Linked DNA regions of Mus musculus: region 1 is linked to region 2. The links are chromatin loops, found by intact Hi-C in ENCODE. Cell type or tissue: left cerebral cortex. All regions are shown on one strand. Links, peaks and the distances in the headings refer to the core of each region. The heading gives the core; the rest is flanking DNA. Region 1 overlaps Col9a1 (collagen, type IX, alpha 1). Region 2 has its middle 56 kb from the start of B3gat2.

Region 1 (4,397 bases), core at 229-4,228, 520 kb before region 2:
ATTTTCAGGGCAAAGAGAATGCCTTCAGCCATATTTATGAGCCCACAGTTCCCTGAATCTAAAAACTCTTCAATATTGTTTCCCTGCTCAAGCCAATTCCTATGTATTCTGTAGTGCTACATCAAGAGCTTAAATGTCTCACTGTAAGACCACAGGAGAATTAATCATCTCGAAGAGAATTCTACAGATATCTAAAGCTAGGTCTACCTATCTGCTCTCCTAGGCCTTGCCTTCAGAATTGGGAATCACTAGATATAAACAGAGGAAAACCCACTTAGCTTTTAAGATAAAGAACAGTGTCAGAAAGAAGTATCATATTTTTTTTCAACAATTGTAAACTTTTATATTAACCAATTTTTTAAAAATGTCTTACAAGGTCACCCCTTGCTCCTGCTTCACCTTCTTCACCAGAGGCACCCTAAAATTTTAAGATAAAATGTCACATGTTTTTCAGCTCTCCATTCACAGTTCAACTTTAACCTGTCAACATTGATAAGCATTTATGAGCAGCCAAATGCCCCAAGGGTCATTCAGGAGCTCTCAATTCCATAACAACAGGCTAATCCTATGAGAAAAGAGTAGACCAGGGAAGCCAGAGAGACCGGGCAGGCTTCAGCTAATTGAGTTTGAATCATTTAGTTAGATTAACAATTCTATCTAGCAGTTTTAAAATTCAATAACCCCGGAAAGTGTCATTCTACAGTAGAAAGAGGAATCCAGACACAGGCCAACTCCATTTACACATTTTATTGGCTGAGGTCTCCATCAAAAAGCATCTTGATTAGATGCTCTTCTGTGGCTTCAAAAGTCTGTGTCATCTGAATAAAATTCAGCAAGCTAAGAGACAGGGCTACCCACTTCAAAGGAAGAACACTGTACAGTCCAGGAAACAGCCATTAGTGCCAGCATCCAAAAACAGTCTGGCTGCACACCAAACTTCACTATGGTTTTCCCTCACTATAAAGCACACTGAGAACAGTTGTGTGCCTTCACTGTTACACCACACCCACAAGCCAGCCAGCCCCTCCTTGTACTTAAAGTGGTGAATACCCAACACCGCAAACCACATGCAATTCTTACCTGTTCACCCTTCCACTAACAACACTCAACACTTACCTGTTCACCCTTGGGACCCGGTTCACCAAATACACCCTAGAGTAAATAAAATTTGACATTTTTCAGCATCATTTCAGATGAGCCGATATCCTTGAATGAGCTGATGGATAAGGTGATGGAAGAGAGCTCCCTGATTCTCACCACTTAATTGAGGACCAGAGGGTCTCGTCACAATTGTTTCCCAAATCTCTGGTAACATGAGAGCATTCTCTGGTCATATTCATATGAATGAACTTTTACTGGTAGGAATAGAAATTTAGAACTAAATAAAAACTATAACTGCAACTGATTTTTTTTTTCTCCTCACCCTTTATTTTTCTTCCTTCTGGAAAGTTAGTTTTGTTTTGTCTTGAATGTCAATTCTCAGTAATTTAACACTATATTTCTTTCACTCTACTTCTTCATGATAATCAGTAAAGAGAGTCTTCACTGGGTAAAGCAACCTTGATTTCCCAACAAAGAAGGAGTAAACATTCCAGATTTAAAAGAGGGGGAACACACACAAAACCACGTAGACCTCTGGATAGCTTACCCTGTCTCCTTTCATTCCAGGAAGTCCAGGGGGCCCAGGCAAGCCAGGAAGGCCAGGGCTGCCAACAGATCCCTGGAAAACAAACAGAAAATCTTCAGAGTCACTGTGTCCTCGATGCTCAAAGTTGACAAGACAGACGGGCAAGGGCGGGGTGGGGATTGGGGGGAGGGGGCCGGGGTATCAACTCATGTGTAAAGTTAGTGTGTGGTTGGTTTAGTGCTGCCTCACTCCTGCGTTCCAGGAGAAGAGGGGTGGGTGGCCTCCCACCTTCCACCCCATCTCTGAATTCCCTCTGCACAGCTCAGCAACAGTGGGCTCTTTCAGCTAATGCCTGGCAGAACGCAGCCCGCTGTTGCTTCTCCTGCTGTGTAAACAGAAGCTACACAAGAAGCAAAGGCCACCATTCATCTACAGTTCCCTTCCATTCCACTAAGAGGCAGATGCCAGCCGTGGCACTTCATGCCTCTCTGGGTTTTCAAATGCATTCTACAAGCCACGCTGATTAAAATACTCATGCAACTATCATAGATACAATTGGAAATTCCATATCAACAGCTTCACACACTCACATAACAACTAAAATAAAAACCATATATACAGTTAATTAGATGATCTTTTGCAATTTTTCTCTGCTTTCCTTTAAAAAAACACCAAAACATATCTGCTTTGCAGGAAGCAAGCATGTAGAGTGGACACTTCACTTACCAGTTTCCCTGGTATGCCTGGAGACCCTTCTGGTCCTACCGGGCCTCTACTGCCCTGTGAAAACATATATGTTGTCATCAGCTAGATATTCAGCCCAGAGTTAAATGCTTCATTATTATATGAAAAGAAATAACATTTCGTCCAGGCTTTTGGTAAAATATAGGTGTTGCCAAAATCTCCCATCACTCCAACTGAAGGCTCAAACCATCCTGTCAAGAGTCTAACCAGTCACCTTCTGTGCACTGCTCATGGAGCCTGCTTGTGCTGTTCATGGGATGCCAGGCCAGAACACCAGAAATGTTCACTGCCTGTACACACAATGATGTTAGTAATTTTCAGCATGTAAGTCACATCCTGTTTTATATTATGACTATTCATATATACACTTTTATGCTCTCACTTAGGCATGTTCTTAGGGTATTCCATACCCACTCACTGGGCATGCTGCAGTGTCTGTGTAAGCTCTTGGGTCTACAGACGCCTTAAAGGAGCAGCTGGCAAATGATTGTGTCCCTCCAAAAAGCATAAAAGGGAAACACAGGGCAGAGATGCTTGCCTTTAAATGATTGCTGCAACCTCCAGAAGACACAGATGGTAGACATTTATAAACTTTCTGAGATAAAATTTCTTGTTGCACTCATTCTAGATCTAAATATGTCTCCAAGGATTGTAGACTTTGTTAAGTGTGACTCACCAATCTCGTGGGCCCATCTCAAATTTTATTATTTGAAATCTAAGTTTTCACATTTCTATTCTACTTGAAACCCTAAGCTTTAAAGAAAAGACATTTTTAAGAAAAGGGGGTATGAGACTTTTACTTCTTTCCTTGAGAACCCAACCTAGTTTTATACAATTTGACTAAAGCCCGTTATATACCTAATGTTGTTTGCAGCTCAGTAGAATGCAGCGGAACACAAGTAGATAGACAGTCGCATTTCCTTCAAGGTTTATCATAAGACTGCAAGGACTAATTTGAGTTAGTTTTCCTTTAAACTTTTATAACAGTTCCACTTTAATAATTCATGATTCTAAAGGCTTTTGATAAGGTTGTATTATTCTGGCCTATATCTGTAGGTTGGACAAGGTATCAAGATCCATAAACCTTCAATTTCCCTAAAGGTTACCACATTACAACAGTCTCTGGCTGTGGGCTATAATTTCATTATGGCCCTTTCAAATGACTTATGAGTGACTGAAACTCAATGCTCGTAAGTACTTTTCAATAATTTTTATATTAACAACCTGTCAGGTTAAGCATTTGGAATAATACATTGGTCCTTAATTCCATGAGTGACTCGGAAGCCCGGAGGTAGTACCCCATGAGGATGTAAATCCACATGGAAATGGCCACTGCAACAGTTCCTTTTTCTATCCATTAATAAAGATTGTCTTCTGCCCTCTCTCCAGATACCCACCACAGGAGAGGCTCATGGCCCACCCTTCCCATAGGAATGATTGACTAAGGAAGAATTCTAGAGAAAGGAGAGTCATCATCTTCCATAGTCTAGGCAGCGGTAAGTCCCCCCCATACTCCAGGGGACTGCATCACACCTACGCTCAAGCACATGGCTCCGGTTATACTCATCATGTCACTCAACAAAGACAGAATCAGAAAACAGAAAAGGGGGCAGGTCTTTATGGAGTAGTGGAGTCGAGGATTAGACAGGTATGGAGTATGTGTGGTTACAGTACATTAGACACATGTATGGCATCGCCTACGAATAAGTTTACTTTGTAAAAATTGCAACAAAGGGGAACTTAAGTTTCTGCTCCAATTAATTTGGAGTAGATCTTCCAAGATGGCTTCTCATCTCTGTGTGTGTGTGTGTGTGTGTGTGTGTGTGTGTGACTGGCATTCTCAAATAGTTCCCAGCTGCACTGTGAAGCAGAGTCTCAAAGACATTGGTCTAACAAGACTTTAATCTTAAAAACTGATATCACTGATGAGGAAAAAGAAATATCAGAATGAAGCTTAATTCCTAACTCCTGCATTCATTTAGTCTCAAGCATTCCCTTCTATATAAAAGAATCATTCTACTGTATC
Region 2 (4,397 bases), core at 251-4,250:
TGTCACATACATAATACACAGACAAGCATATGCACATACATATGTGTACACACATATGGCTACAAGGATACATAACCCACACACATAGATACACAGACACACCCCACAGATACACATTACACATGTGTGGATACACAAATAGCTACACATACACACACACATACACATATGGATACACAGATGCACAGACACACACATGGGTACACAGATATACACACATATGGATACAGTTACACACAGACACACATACATAGATACACATACACACACATATGGATATACAGATATATACACACACACACACACATATACACAGACACATAAACACATACCACACGTATAAACAGATAAAGACACACACATCTACATAGAGACAGAGGAACACACATACATTGTATACACACACATATACACAGACACATAAACACATACCACACGTATAAACAGATAAAGACACACACATCTACATAGAGACAGAGGAACACACATACATTGTGTACACACACACACACGGATACACAGACACACTGATACACAGACACACATATATGAATATACAGATACACACACACCTACTTTGCACACACATACACACAGACAAATAGACAGACACAGACCACAATATAAACAGATACAGACACACACATCCACACAGAGACAGAGAGACACATATACATTGTACACACACACATACTGTACACACAAACACACACTTGGATACATAGATACACTGATACACAGACACACACTCAGAGAAATACACACACACACACACACACACACACACACACACACACACACACACACACTTTCTGGGGTACCGGAGATGTTATGTCAAAAGCAGGAGGCTGATTCCTGGCTCAACTATTTTCTGGGTCACCTCCTACCTGTTTCTCTGTTGCTCAGTTTACTGAGGTGAATTGCTAATGCCTTATTCCTTGCCTTCCTCACTCCTCCTGTTTCCCTGATGTGAAAACATCCCAGAAAATTTGCATATTTGGCTGTAGTCAGGGGTTTTGGACGGGCTTTAGTGACTGTGTTGGAATAATTTTTTCCTCCTCTCACTAATCCACAGACAGGGCCTGGCGTTGGGGGTAGGGTGGGATTCACCAGTGCCCCCAAGAGGGAGTGAATCGATAGGACTGTCGCTGTTTCCATCTGTCAGGGTGACATGCCAACTGGCTAATGCTGAATTATTGATACTCCTTCCCAAAGCAAGTTAAGCAAACAATCCAAAAATCAGTGAGAAGGGGGTGGTTGGTCACAAATGAGGTTAAATCCATTTTGTCACAGGAACAAGAGGCTGATGGCTGCCTCCAAGGCAAATCTGTCTGATTTATGTTACTGCTGCGAGGACCTTGGTGCCACAAAGGGAAACAAACCAAACCAGAACAGAACAAGAGAATTAGCCTTCTTATCAAAGAGGCTTCAGATCTCTCTCCCTAGGAGCCACAGTGACTGGATACCTCCTTTGGAGCCCCAGCGGTGGAATTCCTATAGAAATGACTAGAAAGGAGCATGAAGGTTTCCTTGTGTGATTAGGGTTCTTCCATGACTTTGACCTTCAACCTCGAAGGTTACGGCTCGGAACAGAGCCTCAGTGGCAAACATCTCACTCTTGATTTTGGGTATTGGGATTGGAGTACAATTAATGAATCTGGGCAGATGACAAGCTGCTGATTTTACTGAGTGGTTTCTTGGGAGATCACAGGCTTACTCCATCTCATAGAGTCTATCCATTGGGGCAGCATATTATTGTTATTCACCAGATAAACAGCTGCTTTAATTTAAAACAGAGGTACCAATAGGGGCTTGTCTTGAAATCATGGATGCTCCAGGCCGCCAGGGACAGTAGCTAGATGGGAAAGCTGTGTCTTCTTTTGGATGAGCCATTTATTCAAGCGCCTGCTGAGATGTGTGCACAGAGCAGAATGGGTAAAGGATTGCCCATTTCAATCATTCTATAACATCTGACCTATCTTTTTTTTTTTTTTCAGCCATCTTTCCCCAAGCCCAGTGAAGTGTTACAAACACGGGTTTACAGCACCATCTAGTGGACAGGAGAGGGGGGCGGTGCAGAGAGAACGGGCTCTAACATTTGAAAGCCAAATCTGGGGTATGGCCCAACCAGTTGTCTTGCTCACTGTAGGGTACCCTGGATACATTCCGGACAACAAGAAGCATGGACCCAATACTGGAACTGCTTCTGTGGTGTGGTCAGTAGGTCTATGATTGGGGCAGGCAGGGTAGAGAGGCCGAATCCACAGGAGCAGGCATTGATCAGCACATTTTGCTCAGTGGGGAAATCAGTTATTAATCAACAAAGAGCTATCGATTTCCCAGTGCCATCTCAGCCAGAGAGCGATGTGTCCATTGTAACTACTAACAATCGGTGTTCTGGGAAGTTAACCACTAGCGACTGTGTCCCTGGCTTCAGCAAGCAGATCATTAAAAGATGGGAGACCCTGAGCTCTCAGAGGGATGGCTAGAGCAGACTGAAGAATTTTAAACAAAAGATGGAACTCATTTGCATTCTGTGGTTCAAAATGAGGGGAGTCATTAATTCTCTTCTCATAAGAAGCATTTGAAAGCTGCATACTTATATACCATGAGACTTCTTTTGTTTAACTAAAAATGTAATTATTGGAGCCAAGAAGGAAATCAATAATTGACAGATGTTTATCAAGTGATTGCTAGAGCCAGACATTTAAAAAGGGGACAGACATTCAGTTGCTGTCCTTTGGTTTCTAGGAAATACTTGGTTTCATATGGTACTGATGCAAGCACATTGCCAAAACCTGGAACCAAGGTTTCTCTAATTTTATATAAATTCTTGTTAAAGTTACATCAAAATACCAGCAAGGCCTGAGGAATATTTCTGAAGAGAGACACAACACTCAGCTGTTGGATTTCTTGCCTCATTTTGTCTCAATGGGCTTATTTTTACTGATACTATGTTGACTTTCAGTGTGGTTTTCTTACGAAAATTACCCTTTAACCCAGCAATTTAAAATTAATGGCTATACAGTCCTTTAGGCTTTGAGGCAAGGCCAGGCCCCTGAAAGCTTACTCTATGGGGTCCAGTCAAGGGCAGAATTGATGTTGGATACTGCCTGCCTGGATTTCCTACTCTGTCATACAAGATTAGCTAGTCAACAATCGACCATGGGAAAAGGATGACATCTTCTTGGAATCTGGTCAACTGGAGGAATAAGAAAAACAACAGCCCTGCCTGCCTGCAGGGACTTGAACCAAGGGTCTTCCCATATCTATGCTCCTTAAATATTTCATCAGTGAGCTATATGCCCAGTCATAATCTTGTCTACCTAGTGTACTGGAAAGGGCTAGGAGAAAAAAATCAACAAGCAATCAACAACAACTCAGCATAGTTTAAAAAAGTTTTAAATGTAAAATGATCTCTGTGGGTATTTTTGGATGAAACACACTTGTCTGAGGATTCAAAGCTGACATTTACATGTAAGTAATGTCATGTCTAGTTTTATGCCAACTTGACATAATCTAGAGTTACGTAAGAGGAAGGAACCTCAATCGAAAAAAAAAATACTTCCATAAAATGGGGCTGTAGGGCATTTTCTTATAGACTGATGTGGGTGGGGCTATCCGTGGGATGGTGGTCCTGGGTTTTATAAGAAAGCAGGCTGAGAAAACTATGAGGAGCAAACTGGTAAGCAGCATCCCTCCATGGCTTCTGCATCAGCTCCTGCCTGCAGGCTCCTGCCTGGTTAGAGTTTCTTCCCTCAATGGACTGCGATTCAGGATATGTAAACCAACAGAACCTTTCCTCCCAAGCTGCTTTAGATCATGGTGCATCGTCATAGCAACAGTAGCCCTAACTGGTTATCTCGCAGAGTGATTCTCCCCAGCTCTATCCACTTGCCTATGAGTGAATAAATAAATAAATTTGCTTTTTTAAAAAAATAGATGAATAAAATTCCATTGTGTAAATGTATCACGTTGTCACCATTGGTTACTCAGTTGATAGATACTTACTTAGACCGTTTCCATTTCCTGGCTATTGTGAATAAAACACCAGTGGGCATGGATGAGCAAGGTGTCTCTATCGCTTCCAATGCTGTTTATTTTTATTCCTGGAGACATAGTTGGTAGATTGTTTTCATAATTCAGACACTGGAGAATCCAAGACAAATACCCCAGTTTCCCCACATGTCAGGCGCTCCTAGTCAAGGAGATAGAATTGGTACATGTAATTACAGTGCACCATGATGGGGCCTAGCTCACCTTTAGTAGTCCTTAAACACCAACATTGAGATATTGTCTAACTCAATCTGGGTTAAAAGATGTCTGGGGAAAGGATTTGTGTTCCTGAGGGACATTGTCTGGCCTCAGTGACAAGGCATCTTCCACCTGGCAGCCTG

Evidence for each region. Peaks named below come from ENCODE experiments on the same cell type or tissue, not always from the same donor. Only the 100,000 strongest peaks of a DNase experiment are listed, where the experiment ranks them.
Region 1: a loop joins it to region 2, with 2.4 times the contacts of the local background. A loop is called at or near these places in 4 of 42 quality-filtered maps.

The regions. Positions count from the first base shown.
Region 1 is chr1:24,228,206-24,232,602 of GRCm38, reverse strand. Col9a1 (collagen, type IX, alpha 1) reads right to left here. Exons shown (of 38, transcript NM_007740.3): 29 at 2,354-2,407; 30 at 1,649-1,720; 31 at 1,117-1,152; 32 at 374-418. Among named protein-coding and RNA genes, the nearest start is that of Col9a1, 53 kb to the right of the region's middle. In left cerebral cortex, for the core only: a CTCF peak has its summit at 2,085; DNase peaks (open chromatin) are centred at 904, 2,009 and 2,896; H3K27ac peaks cover 1,609 bases.
Region 2 is chr1:23,703,376-23,707,772 of GRCm38, reverse strand. No RefSeq gene overlaps it. Among named protein-coding and RNA genes, the nearest start is that of B3gat2, 56 kb to the left of the region's middle. In left cerebral cortex, for the core only: a CTCF peak has its summit at 2,057 (motif pointing left); a DNase peak (open chromatin) is centred at 2,062.